Linked DNA regions of Homo sapiens: region 2 is linked to region 1. A link is an interaction called in ENCODE POLR2A ChIA-PET data of the cell type or tissue named here. Cell type or tissue: HepG2. All regions are shown on one strand. Each heading gives the region's core, and the rest is flanking DNA. Links, peaks and the distances in the headings are about the cores only. Region 1 overlaps LINC01258 (long intergenic non-protein coding RNA 1258). Region 2 overlaps LINC02513 (long intergenic non-protein coding RNA 2513).

Region 1 (8,335 bases), core at 29-8,028:
TAATCCTGAGTTCTAGTTTGATTGCACTGTGGTCTGAGAGACAGTTTGTTATAATTTCTGTTCTTTTATGTTTGCTGAGGAGTGCTTTACTTCCAACTATGTGGTCAATTTTGGAATAGGTGTGGTGTGGTGCTGAAAAGAATGTATATTCTGTTGATTTGGGGCGGAGAGTTCCGTAGACGTCTATTAGGTCCGCTTGGTGCAGAGCTGAGTTCAATTCCTGGATAACCTTGTTACCTTTCTGTCTTGTTGATCTGTCTAATGTTGACAGTGGGGTGTTGAAGTCTCCCATTATTATTGTGTGGAAGTCTAAGTCTCTTTGTAGGTCTCTAAGGACTTGCTTTATGAATCTGGGTGCTCCTGTATTGGGTGCATATATATTTAGGATAGTTAGCTCTTCTTGTTGAATTGATCCCTTTACCATTATGTAATGGACTTCTTTGTCTCTTTTGATCTTTGTTGGTTTAAAGTCAGTTTTATCAGAGACTAGGATTGCAACCCCTGCCTTTTTTTGTTTTCCATTTGCTTGGTAGATCTTCCTCCATCCCTTTATTTTGAGCCTATGTGTGTCTCTGCACGTGAGATGGGTTTCCTGAATACAGCACACTGATGGCTCTTGACTCTTTATCCAATTTGCCAGTCTGTGTCTTTTAATTGGAGCATTTAGCCCATTTACATTTAAGGTTAATATTGTCATGTGTGAATTTGATCCTGTCATTATGATATTAGCTGGTTATTTTGCTTGTTAGTTGATGCAGTTTCTTCCTAGCCTCGATGGTCTTTACAATTTGGCATGTTTTTGCAGTGGCTGGTATCGGTTGTTCCTTCCCATGTTTAGTGCTTCCTTCAGGAGCTCTTTTAGGGCAGGCCTGGTGGTGGCAAAATCTCTCAGCATTTGCTTGTCTGTAAAGCATTTTATTTCTCCTTCACTTGTGAAGCTTAGTTTGGCTGGATATGAAATTCTGGGTTGAAAATTCTTGTCTTTCAGAATGTTGAATATTGGCCCCCACTCTCTTCTGGCTTGTAGAGTTTCTGCCGAGAGATCAGCTGTTAGTCTGATGGGCTTCCTTTTGTGGGTAACCCGACCTTTCTCTTTGGCTGCCCTTAACATTTTTTCCTTCATTTCAACTTTGCTGAATCTGACAGTTAAGTGTCTTGCAGTTGCTCTTCTCGAGGAGTATCTTTGTGGCATTCTCTGTATTTCCTGAATTTGAATATTGGCCTGCCTTGCTAGATTGTGGAAGTTCTCCTGGATAATATCCTGCAGAGTGTTTTCCAACTTGGTTCCATTCTCCCCGTCACTTTCAGGTACACCAATGAGACGTAGATTTGGTCTTTTCACATAGTCCCATATTTCCTGGAGGCTTTGTTCGTTTCTTTTTATTCTTTTACTCTAAACTTCTCTTCTCGCTTCATTTCAATCATTTGATCTTCCATCACTGATACCCTTTCTTCCAGTTGATCAAATCGGCTACTGAGGCTTGTGCATTCATCACGTAGTTCTTGTGTGGTGGTTTTCAGCTCCATCAGGTTATTTAAGGACTTCTCTGCATTGGTCATTCTAGTTAGCCATTCTTCTAATCTTTTTTCAAAGTTTTTAACTTCTTTGCCATGGGTTCGAACTTCCTCCTTTAGCTCAGAGTAGTTTGATCGTCTGAAGCCTTCTTCTCTCAACTCGTCAAAGTCATTCTCCATCCACCTTTGTTCCATTGCTGGTGAGGAACTGCGTTCCTTTGGAGGAGGAGAGGCACTCTGATTTTTAGAGTTTCCAGTTTTTCTGCTCTGTTTTTTCCCCATCTTTGTGGTTTTATCTACCTTTGGTCTTTGATGATGGTGACGTGCAGATGGGGTTTTGGTGTGGATGTCCTTTCTGTTTGTTAGTTTTCCTTCTAACAGTCAGGACCCTCAGCTGCAGGTCTGTTGGAGTTTGCTGGAGGTCCACTGCAGACCCTGTTTTCCTGGGTATCAGCAGCAGAGGCTGCAGAACAGCGGATATTGGTGAATAGCAAATGTTGCTGCCTGATCGTTCCTCTGGAAGTTTTGTCTCAGAGGAGTACCTGGCCGTGTGAGGTGTCAGTCTGCCCCTACTGGGGGGTGCCTCCCAGTTAGGCTACTCGAGGGTCAGGAACCCACTTGAGGAGGCAGTCTTTCCGTTCTCAGGTCTCCAGCTGCGTGCTGGGAGAAACACTACTCTCTTCAAAGCTGTCAGAGAGGGATATTTAAGTCTGCAGAGGTTTCTGCTGCCTTTTGTTGGGCTATGCCCTGCCCCCAGAGGTGGAGTCTACAGAGGCAGGCAGGCCTCCTTGAGCTGCGGTGGGCTCCACCCAGTTTGAGCTTCCTGGCTGCTCTGTTTACCTACTCAAGCCTCAGCAATGGCGGGCACCCCTCCCCCAGCCTCGCTGCCACCTTGCAGTTTGATCTCAGACTGCTGTGCTAGCAATGAGCGAGGCTCCATGGGCGTAGGACCCTCCGAGCCATGTGCAGGATATAATCTCCTGGTGTGCCATTTGCTAAGACCATTGGAAAAGTGCAGTATTAGGGTGGGAGTGACCCGATTTTCCAGGTGCCGTCTGTCACCCCTTTCTTTGACTAAGAAAGGGAATTCCCTGACCCCTTGCACTTCCTGAATGAGGCAATGCCTCGCCCTGCTTCAGCTCATGCTCGGTGCACTGCACCCACTGTCTGACACTCCCCAGTGAGATGAACCTGGTACCTCAGTTGGAAATGCAGAAATCACCCATCTTCTGCATCACTCACGCTGGGAGCTGTAGACTGCAGCTGTTCCTATTTGACCATCTTGACTCCACCCCCCTTAAATTTTTATTCTAATGCACATTAACGTAAATATCACACTATTTTTTATGTCTATTTATATTCACCTGTTTTGGCGTGAAAGGTAATATTACGTTGAAAAACATCTTTTTTTTTCTCTTTTAGTATTAAACTTTTATTTTAAGCTCAGGGGTAGATGTGCAGGTTTGTTTAGATAAACTTTTGTCATGAGGGTTTGTTGTACAGATTTTTTTTTTTTTTTTTCTTTTGGAGATGGAGTCTCACTCTGTCACCCAGGCTGGAGTGCAGTGGTGTGATCTCGGCTCACTGCAACCTCCACCTCCCAGGTTCATGCAATTCTCTCCTGCCTCAGCCTCCTGAGTAGCTGGGATTACAGGCACATGCCACCACGCCTGGCTAATTTTTGTATTTTTACTAGAGACGGGGTTTTGCCATGTTGGCCAGGCTGGTCTCGAACTCCTGACTTCACGTGATCTGCCTGCCTCAGTCTCCCAAAGTGCTGGGATTCCAGGCATGAGCCACCATGCCTGGCCTGTTGTACAGATTATTTTGTCATCCAGATGTTAAGCCTAGTGTACATTAATTACGTTTCCCAATCCTCTCCCTCCTCGACCCTCCACCCTCTGCTGGGCCCCAGTGTCTGTTGTTCCCCTCTCTGTTTCCATGTGTCAACATCACACTATTAACATTTGTAAATGTATATCTGTGTATCACCCCCAAATTATCATGCTTACCCTATGAGTACCCGTACCACAGATTGAGCAAAACCAGCTTTAAGTACTCAGCTCGGCTGCCCTGCGTTAGTCACCTCCCTCCACCAGTGCATACCATGAGCATAAAATAGTTTCTGGGAGGTCAGTGATTCACTTGGTATTTACTTGTTTTCTAGACTTTAGGAAAAAGGAAATCTTTCTATATGAAAATCATGTACACATCTACAGAAAACCTCATCTTTGTTGTGTTCCAGAGCTTTAAAAGCAAGCAGCACATCTGCTGCAACATCCTCTCATGCCTGCATCAGAGCCTGGAGCCCACCTTGACTGGCGCCCACACCTGGCAGGAAAGGTGAAGGTCCTGTGCTTGCTCCTCCTCTGCTCTGCTGGTCACCAGCTGGTGGGTCAGTCAGCTGGACCTGCACAACATTGAGGAGGCTGGTGGTGACCGCTGCAGCTCTGCATAGTTGGGGATTTGGGGATGTGGAAGGAAATTGTTTAACTCTCTGGTGGAATCAAACCAATCAATATCGCTATTTGGGCTTTCAATTAAAAACAGAACAATAAATCCTATCCTCCTTTTTCGCAAAGCTTCACTTATGTCCTACATTTGTGTTACTGACAGGAAGTTGGGGGCTGCAGAGAGTAAATTTTGGTATGCTAGGTATATGCCCCTACAAGGAAGATCAGTGCTCAATAATAATGAGAAGACTTCCTGGCTTTTCCTGCCAACTCCCAGGAAGGGTTTACTGCCTTGCAAAGAGTTCTAACTTCTTCAAAACAAGCTCTCAGGAAAGGGCCGGAGAGTAGCTCTTTGTTAATCATTGATTTTACTGAAGTGATTCCAGGGATCGCAGGTGCAAACAGCCTGTAGGACCAGCTTTAGAAAAAGCCATGTCACAAAGACACGTGGCATTTGACGTGCACATCAGCATTAGAGATCAAAAGGGACTCTGTGTCTGTAGGACTGGAGAAGGTATGACCTGTCTAAGGAAGACCCCCTGGTGCCAGTTGTTGGTTTGTGTGTGTGTGTGTGTGTGTGTGTGTGTGTGTGTGTGTGTGTGTGTGTTTGTTTTGAGATGGAGTCTGGCTCTGTTACCCAGGCTGGAGTGCAGTGGCACGATTGCAGCTCACTGAAACCTTGGCCTCCAGGGTTCAAGTGATTCTCCTGCCTCAGCCTCCTGTGTAGCTGGGACTACAGGCATGCGCCACCAAGCCCAGCTAATTTTTGTATTTTTAGCAACAGGGTTTCGCCATGTTGACCAGGCTGGTCTCGAACTCCTGACCTCAGGTGATCCACCCACCTTGGCCTCCCAAAGTGCTGGTATTACAGGCATGAGCCACTGTGCTGGGCCGCCAGCTGGTTTTGATATACATGTTCTAGTCTTCCGATTTGTAAAATAATCCGAAGATACAGATTTTTTTTTCCCATGAGAAATTTCCTGGTAGTTTGTAACTTTAGAAACAGATAAAAGAAGGACACTGAAGAATCTAAAAACCAAAAATGAGTGGACTGAACCATAAGTCACCATTGGACAAACTTTTGGCATTACCTTTTATCACAGGACTCCATATTGTAGAACTTCTCTGCCATTGTTGTATAAAGAAGTTGATTCCTCTTTATCAGTTGGATAGGGTTATGGAGAAGTCAAGAGAGTGAGAGATGGAATAAACAGATTAGATTGTGTTAAAGTTCTGCTTTTTTGGTAAACATAAAACTGGTTCAATATCTGCAGTTTCAAAAAGTTTAACCTAGGTTCCTCAAAAAATTAAAAATAGAATTGCCATATGATCCAGCAATTCTACTTCTGAGTATACAACAAAAAGAATGGAAAACAGGATCTCAAATAAATACTTGTACATCCATGTTTATGGCAGCATAGTTCATTGTATTAGGCTGTTGTTGCATTGTTACAAAGAAATACCTAAGACTCAGTAATTTGTAAGAAAAGAGGTTTAATCGGCTCATGGTTCTGTAGGCTGTGCAGGAAGCATAGCAGCATCTGCTTCCAGGGAGGTCTCAAGAAGCTTCCAGTCATGGTGGAAGGCAAACAGGAAGCAGCCACATTTCATGGCAAAAAAAATAGGAGCAAGGAGCGGGGGAGGTGCCAAACACTTTTAAATGATCAGATCTCACAAAAACGTACTATCACTAGGACAGTACCAAGGGGGATGGTGATAAATCATCCATGAAAAATCCACCCCCATGATCCAATCACCTCCCACCAAGCCCCACTTCCAATATTGAAGATTACATTTCCATATGAGATTTGGGTGGGGACACACACCCAAACTCTATCATTCATAATAGCTAACATGTAGGAGCAACCCAAGTGTCCACTGATGAATGAATGGATAAACAAAATGTGGTACACACATATAATAGAATATTATTCAGCTGCAAAAAGGAAGGAAATTCTGACACATGGATGAAACTTGAGGACAGTATGCTAAGTGAAATCTGCCAACAACAAAAAAAGACAAATAGTGCATGATTCCACTTATATGAGGTACTTAGAATAATCAAAACCATAGAAACAGAAAGTACAGTGGTGGTTGCCAGAGGCTTGTGTGGAGGAGGGAATGGAGTTACTGTTTAATGGGCACAGAGTTTCAGTTTTACAAGATGAAAAGAGTTCTGGAGGTAGATGGTGGTGATGAACATATAGCACTACAAATGTACTTAATACCACTGAACTGTATACTTAACATGGGTAAGATGGTAAATTTTATGTTATGTGTATTTTACCACAATTTTAAATAACTGAGGAATAAAAAGTTCAGCCTGTTAGAGTTGTTGACAAATATAATGACTATTCACATAGTCCTGTGATCTAAAGTTACAATTCTTGCTATTTAGTAGCAGGGTATAAAGAGCATTAAGTAAGGAAAGCTAACTGCTGTTACATGTAAAATGGCTCAAGCATAGTAAGAGTTTATGTCTCACTCACTTACACAGTCCAGGGCAGTTCCAGATTACCACGGGATCTGCTCAACATGTTGTTCAGGGACCAAGGCTGAAAGACAGCTTCTGCCATCTTCAATACTCAGCTTTCAAAGTCATCCCCTGTGTCAATATCCAGCAGCAGAAGAAGAAAGAATATGGGAGGTTTCTATGGGCCGGTCTGGGAGTGGCTGGCATCATTTTTGCTCACATTTCACTTCAAGGGAAGCTAGAAAATGCATTTTCATGCTGTGCCAAGAAGGAAAGAAAATGGTTCGGTGACCAGCTGGCAATCTCTGACACATAAAGGAGGGCCCAAAGTAAACTGGCTATGAGGTTAAAATTTGGGAGAGTATGCACACCAATTTCAGGAAATGTTGCTGGCTCAGATACTTCAGAATTCAAGGAAAGATTTAGGAAACACAATTTTCTAGGGGACTCATCAAATTCAGATTTGGGAGAAATGTTCAGGCCATTTTGTAAATTAGCTTTACCAGTGGTCAGTAGAAAGAACCTGGACCCTGCTACTAACTGGGTCTGTGATCCTGGAGCAGTTTTAACTGGTCTTAGATTAATATTTCCTTTCTATCAAATGGAAATTAAAATATATAATTATCAGCATTGTTCTAAGAATTTGAGGCAATTTATGTAACATACCTGTATGATACACAGTTGTTACAAATCCAGCCAAATGATTATCCAGGCTCTGTGAAAAATATCTCCATGAGCAGGGAACTCAGTGCCTCCAATGTCTATGCAGACCTGACAGCCAGAAATCTTTCTCTTCAGCAAAATCAGTTTTCCCGTTGAACCATACTTCTATCTACTGAAACTACACAGAACAAAGTGAATCATTCTTTCACAGGCCAGTTCCTCAGACATTTGAAAGTGGCACTCCTACTTACTCTAAATCTGCTCTTCCAGTTTCTTCAACTTTGAATTTCTCACCAATCATGTTGCTGTTATCTGAACACTTCTACTTTGTCTTTAGGCCCCTTGAAATGTGATTCACAGATGAGAATACTGCACCCCAAGTAAGACTGGACCAGCATAGAGTACGATAGTAGCATTCCTCCTTTTGTTTAAAAATGTATTTGTCAGGGTTAGGGTATCAGTTATGCTGCTGTAACAAAAAGACTTGAAAATGCAATTGTTCAAATAAGAGAGAAATCTCTTTTTCTCTCATGTAACAGTTCAACGATAGGCAGGTTGTCCAGGACAAATGTGTGGTTTATTCAAACACCAAAGTTTCTTTTACTTTCAAGCTTTTCTGTCCTGTAGGATATTGTTGTCTGTATGGTGACATCTGGTCTGCCAATGCAGACCTGCCAATGCACATCCAAGTTCCAGCCTACCCTATAGGGAGGAAGAAGGAGAGGAAGTGGAATGACATTCTTTTATGGCAGTGAACACAAGTTATGCCCATCACTCCTCAATTCTGCTCACCTTCCATTAGTGAGAGCTTAGTCACATGGTCATAGCCAGCTGCAAGGGAGACAAGGGGGTGTCAATTCTATTTCGGAGGCTAGGAGGACAGTGGAACAATGTATTTTGCTAAAACTGGCAGTGGGTTCCGTTACTAGGGACAAGTGGAAAATGGACACAGGACAATTGATTAAGCATCTCTGCCATGAGAAACTATGCAAAACAAAGGAAAGAAGTACCCCCAATTAAAAGGCATTAGGAATAACTAGCAAGAATAGGAAAAACTGCTAAGATGAAATGAGGGAAAAGAATAAGTAGGATATCTATAGCTCGGCTACATAGCAAGCTAGAAGGTAACATGACACATGATTAAACCAATTCAATTGCTATAGTTGTTGCCCAGAAAATACGTGACTAAACTTGGTGGATGCTTTAACAAGAAATTGGAGTTACAAGTTGT
Region 2 (8,335 bases), core at 313-8,312, 64 kb before region 1:
AAATAGGACAACATATATAAAATGCTTAACACAAGATATGGCCCACAGTGAGCACTCAACAAACATTGCTCTCATTTTCACTGCACAGGGAGAAGGATAGGGTAAAAGAGAAGGCTTGTTTGCCACTGACTGTAGCAGCAAAAGCAGCCCAACCCACATCTTCTGCCACTTTGTTTACAATTACATGTATGTTCGGGTTATTTAATTTCTTTCTTTTAAGTGAAATTGTGTGGCCCGGGGTTAGCAGGGATGCTAATGAAGTTAAACAACGGAGGAGATTACGCCCTAGCATGGAAAATAAACATTGAGGTCCCTGCTTCAGCGTTTATCTTCAATGATACCTCATCTTTGCCTGGGTAATTATCTCTCGACAGCAGACAGTGCTCCAGCAGCAACGGATAATTCCATTAACATTACCACTTAAACACAGCCTCTCCAGGCTGCTCAGGTCCTCCGGTTGCTTGCTAAGCCTTAGGGGCCTCATATCATTTTGGAATTAAAATGACAGAGTAAATTATTCAAGCACATTTGGTTTTTTCCTAAGCAAACCTCTGCACATCCTTGACTCATCATTTCCCCCCAAAAGCATTGCTGCTGAGAATATTAATTGTAGCAACTCAGTGCTAGCTTTATTATGAAATTTGAGGGTTGGTGATAGTGGAACACTGCTAGTCCTTGGTGAGCTGGTTTCTAATTGTCTGAGGATGAGAAATAGGTGAAAAGGTGGCCTCCTCTGAAAGGGAAAAGTAAGTTTCATGTTTTCTGGAGACTTCTAAATGCCACAAAAGAATTCTGGCCAAAAAAAAAAAAGGAAGAAAAAAGAAAAAATCCAGATCATGTGTATACTTAGGCATGGTGGTGACCCAGAGACCAAGCAAAACAAAAGAAGCAAATTTCATGAGAAAATCCAGCTAAAATTTCATTATTTAAAATGAGTGTGTACTCTCTGTCTAGGTGTCTGTTCCCCAGCCCTGTCTTTGACTGGTCTCATTGCTGGGTGGCATCTTTAACAGAGAGTGTGCAAGAGCCATTGGCAGCAATCTCCTGTGTGGTTGGAGCCTAGCAGTTTACAAGGAGCTTCCCTACACATTGTATCACAATGACCTTGCCAGGTTAGTGGTGCACACCCTGTTCCATGTCACAGGTGAGGGCCCTGAGGCCTACAAAGGTAAAATCACCTACCCGACATTCCATGTCAAATATGGTGGCAGGAGGACTTGAATAGAAGTCTTTGGAGTCGGAAGATCCTACATGGCTTCACGAGAGAAGGGAAAATGTTTATCATTTCATTTTCCTGTGCAGAAAGGACTTCAGCCTTTCTGTCAATGCTAAAGATCTATCTTCTTTCAAAGATAGGAAGTCAGGGTGTCTGCAAAGCACATATTTTCCCACTGGGCTGACCCCAAGTTGACCTTTATACTCCTCTCCACTATCTGTTAATTCCTTGTGTCTGGGTTCCAATGGAAGTGTGGACAGAATGAATGAATGAAGTGAGATAATGGTTGCCTCTCTCACAAAGCTAACACATAGTAGGCTCTCGAAAAAGGCTTCGTCTAATTAAAAAGCAATATTTATTTACTAGCTCTGGCAGCAGATTTGGTCAGCAAAGAGGTCAAAGGGTTGACTTGAATTAGGTTTGAAGGTTGGCTGGAATTCAATTACCCATGACCCTCTAGTCTCTCCTGCCAGCCATGATTAATGGAGGCTGGCTAAAGTAGGATGGGGTTAGTAACACTGAAATCAACCTTCTCTGGAGAATAAAGACGCTGAAATTATCTAAGGAGCATTCTCAAGCCAGATGAGATTTCTTAGGTGGGAAATAACCTTGTGATTCAGCCCAATAACATCAGGGATCAGATCCAGAGACAAAGGACATGCACAATAAAGCTGGGGAATCCTTGCTCCTAATTTTTTCTGACAATCACAGGGGCCTCGTCACCCTGCCTAACATGGATAAATTATCATCAAGGGCTGTGGATGGTTTGGATCTGGATTTTTAAACATCTTGCTTGAGGATATTTGGGGTATACATTAGGGAAAAAGGTCAATTAAAAATCAGATAACTGCATCATTTAAAATAAGAAGAGACTCTACCCTGATCATCACCACTTTCCTTTTTCCCAATACAGATTTTTCCCTCTCGGCCTCGCCCTAATGTTGATCTAATTGCCTTCTCACAATACAAGAAGGCCTTGAAAACTCGGGATTCAGCTACAGGTTTCTTTTTATATTAAAACTTTCTTTTGGAGCTGATCTCTTAGAAGATATTTTGAAAATATGAAGATAATAACAGTTTCTTGTTTGCTTGTTTTCTGTTATTATTTACTAACTTTTTTGAATAAATTTTCAACTTTTTCCAGTCCTTTTGCTTTTGTCTAGCAATGTCTTATGCAGTAGGTAAGGGAAGCTCAAGGAGACATTTTTCCTTTTTGTTATTGTTCTAAGTCTGCACCTCAGTTTCTGTCCTGCTTTGTTTTCAGAGCTCAAGTTCTGTAGCCTATCCTAATTTGCAAGGCTGGCTTATGAGACAAGTTAAGGAATCATTAAGGCACCTACCCTTTGCCTCTTCATTGGCCAAGTAGCTTAATTAACTTAGTTGAAATGCAGTCTAGTATTATGAGAGCAATTGCATTTGTGTATCTTAATAACTTACCTGTCCTCATGCAATAGTCCACATCCCTCTAATAAAAATATATACATGCACATGCGCTTTGACGTATCGATATTCAAGCTCACAAAATAAGCTCAAACTTGAAAAAGATCCAGACTACGGCAACGTTTATTATTTTTAGAGCATAACCTAGTCATTTTGATTAATTCGTTTGGATTGCTTTTTCCTGCAGCTCCCCAGGGAGAGGTGGGAGGAAAAGGCGGTAAAAACATAAATTTTCTTTGGTGATGAGTTCGCATGTTTAGAACTGTAACATGGCAAATCATTGTGAAATCTTCTAATGGATGCCTGTCTCATGCCAAATAAGCCCAGTACCCAAAGCACATCAAGAAATAATTGAAAGACACTGGACTGAATCCAAAAGGTTGTGGCTAATGTTTCACCTAATCTCTCTCCCAGGTCTCTCCTGCCTACTGCCGGCCCTACCCACAAGATGTGAACTTCAGAGCCTTCTTGCAACTGCTTCTTGGCTATTTTCACCCTCTAACCCTCTGGAAGAAGAATGAGGACTATTATGAAGGCAAAAGCATAAAAGGGGAAAAGATTAGCCTCCAGAGTAGGAAGATTGGGTTGTTGGAAGCCAGCACAAGTCTTCCCCTGAAAGAGTTAATTCGCCTCCAATGGGGGTAGGGACTGACCTGGGAGGGGCCTCAGCCTACATAGGACAGGCCTAAAGGCCCCATTGGGGCTGAAGGTGACACTGGGTCAGATCCCTAGGATTCTGCAACTTGAGGTGGGAGTGTCTATAAGCTGGAAACAAAAGTTTCAAAAAAAAAAAAAAAGCTCATTTTGTTTTCAATTCGTTTTATCTTGGCTCTATCTCAGGCACCACTGACTTCAGACCTTTCAAAGCTAAGGGTGGGGTAGGGTGGGGCTTAGTGATTTTTTTTCTTAAAGAGAGAGAACAGGGAATGTGCCTTGAACATGCACAATTTGCTTGAACATGATCATAGTCATTAATAAAAACATTGAGCAATATTTGCTTCTATGTCTTTGGAACTGGCATTTGCAAAGGTAGCATTGACAGATCAGAGAACAGAAAGGAATTCTGCGGTTACTCGTGGAGGAATTTGGACCTGTGAGATATTCATGATGTTAATTATTTATAATTTCAGTTGTTTTAGGCCAGGCTTTGAGCTTCAAGATAATGTGCTCAGAATTGGCAACAAAAATGGTCATTTTTTTGCTAGTAATTACTGGCTTTGAGCTTCAGCTATTTTAGAAGGACACAGAGAGATCTTTAGATCATGTATTCCTGACTTAAGCAAGGAAGGAAAGAAGGAAGGAAGGAAGGAAGGAAGCAAGGAAGGAAGGAAAGAAGGGAGGGAGGGAGGGAGAGAAAGGAAGGGAGGGAGGGGAGGAGGAGGAATAGGAAGAAGAAAAGAAAGGAAAGAAGGAAGGAAGGAAAAAGTAAGGCAGGGAGGCAGGCAGGAACAAAGAAAGAAAGGAAGAAAAGAAGTAAAAAAAATTTTTTTAAAGGACAACCCACAAAACCTCAGAATTTAACTAAGTTCCAGGCCTGAAATTTATTTTTTTGAACAATAGAGATGCACTATACTGTAAGAAAACACAACATGTAAAAATTCAAACTTGCCAAACTAAACAGAGAGAAGTTAAACATTTTACAGGAAAATTTGCTACTAGGACATGTTAAATAAAAGCGCCCTCAGTATCTTTAAACTAGAGATTGATGTACACTTTAACCTTTTAAAACCACGTAAAGTGAAGTCTCCCATGTAAATATCATTCTTAATGTGGAATATCCACACTTGAAAGTCACACATTGCTGGGGTTCAACCTCAGCTTCACCACTCATAGCATGTGACTGTGGCCAAGTTACTTCACCTCTCTGAGCCTCAGTTTCCCCATCTGTAAAATGAGGGCAGTGATAGCACCTGCCTGATTAGACTTAACTGAGTTGCTACACAGAAAGCCATGAGGAAGTCCTGCCACTCAGCAGGTGTTTCATGGCTCTTAGCTTCCTAAGCCTTCTCTTTCCTTCCTACTTCTGGGACCACGTGGTTCAGCCAGCATGGAACAAAAGAAAATTTGACCCACTTTGTAGCTTTAGATGCCTCAGCTTTATGCCAAGTAAGTTGTAACCTCAAACAAATGGGACCCAGAGAGCTTATGGCTGTTTCTGCCTTTCTCATATTTATTTATTTTTTAAACAAATACTTGTATAATGCTTACTATGTGATAGGCATATTCTAAGCACTTGGCAAATACCGACTCATCCAATCTTTTATAACAACCCTATGAAATATATAGTATTATTTATTATTCCCATCTTACATTTGAGGAAGCAGAAACACAGAGAGCTTAAGTAACTGGTCCAAGGACCATAACAGGTACCTGCACAGCCAAGAACTGAACCCAGACAATCTAGTCCATTCCCTCAGTAGGTCTCATGGGTGTATTATTTATTTGGAAGGCCTGCTGAAACCAAAGCAGCCAAATGAAATACCAGGGCCAGTTCTGCACAGACTAAAAAATAACAGCAGGGCCAGAAGTACTGAAGTTGCAAAACCCTCTGCTGATAAGCTTTCACTGCCAGAACCTCAGACCAGAGAGATCTAGATGAAGTTGACTGAATAAGCAAGCTGATTTCCAGTCCTTTGGCACACTGCCCTCTCTCCACTCCTACCACCTAAAAGGGTGCAGACTCCTCTCAGGTTTCTTCATTCTTCCTCACTCTCTTGGCTCAGTGAATGTGAAATTGCTGGCTGTTGCAGCCTAAGTGGGTGGAAGGGTGGCTGGAGGACGGAGAGCATTCAAGTAGTCAAAGAAAAAAAGAAATAACTTGTTTTAACATTTTAATAACTCTAATTTTTAAAATTATCAAAGCAATACCTTTTTTTTTCTTTTTTTTGACAAAGTCTCACTCTGTCACCCAAGTTGGAGTGCAGTGGCACGATCTCGGCTCACTGCAACCTCCACCTCCCGGGTTCAAGTGATTCTCCTGCCTCAGCCTCCCAGCAATACCTCTTTATAGCAGACATTGCAAAGTGGCTGACTCAGCCCCAATTCCTAACACACACATCCCCATCCCTCCTTCCACTTTCCAGCTGGGGATGGCCATGTGACACAAATCTGGCCAGTTAATGTTAAATCTGTGATGGCGTTCTCGTTTGTGTTTTCCTGAGACAGTCCTTCCTGTTCCTTTCCTCTCTCTTTGAATGAATGTGTGATAACTGGTGGGTACAATGACCACATGAAGGCCATGAAGGAAAAGCCATAAACATTTCAGACATTGGTCTTGGCATTGTTGAGCTGCTGAACCACTATTGTTTGAATTTTTGTTACTTACAGCCAAGGACAATCTTATCTTTACAAAGTTCATTATTTTAAAAAGTTAGAAAATACAGGAAAAATAATAACAATGGGGGAAAATAGCATCTGTAATCCTACCATCCAGAAATAACTAAAATCAATATTTCAACATATATTCCTTCAATTTTTCCTCTTTTTTATTGTTTTACAAAAATTTGGAGTAACGCTCCAGAAATAGTTTTGTAACTGATTATTTTACTTACCAATGTGCTATGGCCATTTTTCTATAACAATTATTCATCTACTTATCATTGCATGGATGTTCCAAGGTTTATCTAGCCATTCCCTATTGTCAAATATTTGTTATTTTCCATTTTTAACCATGGTAAACAGTAATAGTGTGAACATGTTTGTAGATGCATCTTTATCTGATTATTTCCTTAGGATAAATTCCTAAAATTGCTGTGAATTGCTGGATTAAAGGGAATGCACATTTTATAGGCTTTACGGACCTATAGATAAAATGCCGTTCATAAAGGTTTTACCAGATTTTCTGCATTCACTTATATTGTGTGCCTTTTTGTTACATCACTATCAACACTGGGATTTAAAAATGTCTGTCAGCTCAATACGCAATGTATAGATTAATTTAAACTAATTTAATAATTTATTGTTTGACATTGTATTAGTCCATTTTCACGCTGCTGATAAAGACATACCCAAGACTGGGCAATTTACAAAAGAAAGAGGTTTAATTGGACTTACAGTTCCACATGGCTGGGGAAGCCTTACAATCATGGTGGAAGGCAAGGAGGAGCTAGTCACATCTTACATGGATGGCAGCAAGCAAAAAAAGCTTGTGCAGGAAAACTCCCTCTTATAATAACTATCAGCTCTTGTGAGACTTACTATCAGGAGAACACCAGGGGAAAGACCTGCCCCCATGATTCAATTACCTCCCACTGGGCTCCTCCAACAACACATGAGAATTCAAGATGAGATTTGGGTGGGGATACAGCCAAACCATATCAGACATATTTCCATGACATCATTTCCCATTTTCAATTCTATGAATTACCTATTATGTACCAAACACTGGTCTAGGCAGTTTGCATATTCTTTTTTTAAAAATCTTCACAAACCATTATCTTTTATTTTGAGTGAGTAAACTATGGCTCACTCATAGTAAGGGGCTAAGTTACTTGTCTGAGATCACACAAACTGGTAAGTGATCAAACTAGGGTCCATAACTAGGTCTGCCTGACTCCAAAGTAGAAACTATAATAAAGGTTTTTGTTTGTTTGTTTGTTTTTAAAAAAGATGCTACATAAGTTCTTCAGGTTCTGGTTGAATCAATCAGGAACCAGTGAGAGAAAGACAGCTCTCTCCAAGGAGTAATTGAAGAGAGTTCATGGAAAGCACTATTTGTGGAGGTGTGGGGAGGAAGAAGGGACCAGTCAAAGGGTAGAGAAACACCAAGGCAGTATCAGCAGCAGAAAGCTGCTGTAATCCCAGGCCTGGAGGGGTAGAAAGAGGGCCCTCTTTGGCAATCTGGTGAGATCTGCAGCAGTGGGAGAGTGGCAGCTATGTGACCATAGAGTCACAGCTACTGTCAAACCACAGAGCAGCCTACAGACATTATACCCAACTCTGATCTCCTATTGGTGCCTCCTATTAGCCAAATCCAACCAGAAGCCAGAGGACAATGAAGTCTGGAAGTATTGTCCATGAAAATCAACCTCCTGGACACACAAGAAAGGAAAGTAGGGTGGAGAATGGACCTGCAGTGCTCCAGCCCGTTTGCTCCCTATTCCCTTTAGAAGAGCAGAGCCATATCCTCCCACAATGAACTGTTGATGTACTTCAAAACCCACATGCAAGGCTGCTATAGAATTAAATGCAGCCATGTAGGGGAAGGGCCTAGTACAGTTTGGTGCATAGTAAACACACAATAAAAATGAGTTATGATTATTTCATATTTAGAATTAATATTCTACACAAATCATACCAGGAGATTCTACTTATCCTTTTTTCTACTGGCAACTTTCAGCCCTCAAACTGTTGGCCATAAAACAACAACCATAAAATCCAAAAACAAAACAAAAGAAAGAAAAGGAATGGGGATAAAATGAAACATTTTTCCTTGTTGGGCACATGGCTGGGCATGTTTGCCAGCCTTCCTCATTCTAAGGTGTGGTCCTAGGACCAAATGCCAGCTGATGAAATGTGAACAGAAGTGAGAAGCACAACCTCTAGGCCTGGCCTATATAACCTCTAGGCCTGGCCTATATAAACTTCTCCTGTGCATTCCCCCAGGCTGTCTCCCCTTTGCCAGTTCAATGTCAATGAACAGACCATCTGATACGATTTGGCTCTGTGTCCTCACCCAAA

What was found. ChIA-PET counts read pairs that join two places held together with the same protein. Peaks named below come from ENCODE experiments on the same cell type or tissue, not always from the same donor. Only the 100,000 strongest peaks of a DNase experiment are listed, where the experiment ranks them.
Region 2: POLR2A ChIA-PET joins it to region 1 with 14 read pairs; 3 of 35 experiments call an interaction of 5 or more read pairs at or near these places.

What each region holds. Positions count from the first base shown.
Region 1 is chr4:38,446,116-38,454,450 of GRCh38, forward strand. It overlaps LINC01258 (long intergenic non-protein coding RNA 1258), which reads right to left. Exons shown (of 8, transcript NR_110951.1): 3 at 7,108-7,806; 4 at 6,458-6,699; 5 at 5,060-5,124; 6 at 3,829-3,925. Among named protein-coding and RNA genes, the nearest start is that of LINC01259, 59 kb to the right of the region's middle. RefSeq lists enhancers at 6,019-6,168, 6,179-6,248. In HepG2, for the core only: a CTCF peak has its summit at 3,840; DNase peaks (open chromatin) are centred at 3,876 and 4,386.
Region 2 is chr4:38,382,307-38,390,641 of GRCh38, forward strand. It overlaps LINC02513 (long intergenic non-protein coding RNA 2513), which reads left to right. Exons shown (of 2, transcript NR_149123.1): 2 at 3,071-3,453. Among named protein-coding and RNA genes, the nearest start is that of LINC02513, 20 kb to the left of the region's middle. RefSeq lists an enhancer at 3,182-3,476. In HepG2, for the core only: no CTCF peak of the experiment used is centred there; DNase peaks (open chromatin) are centred at 3,015, 3,645 and 5,235.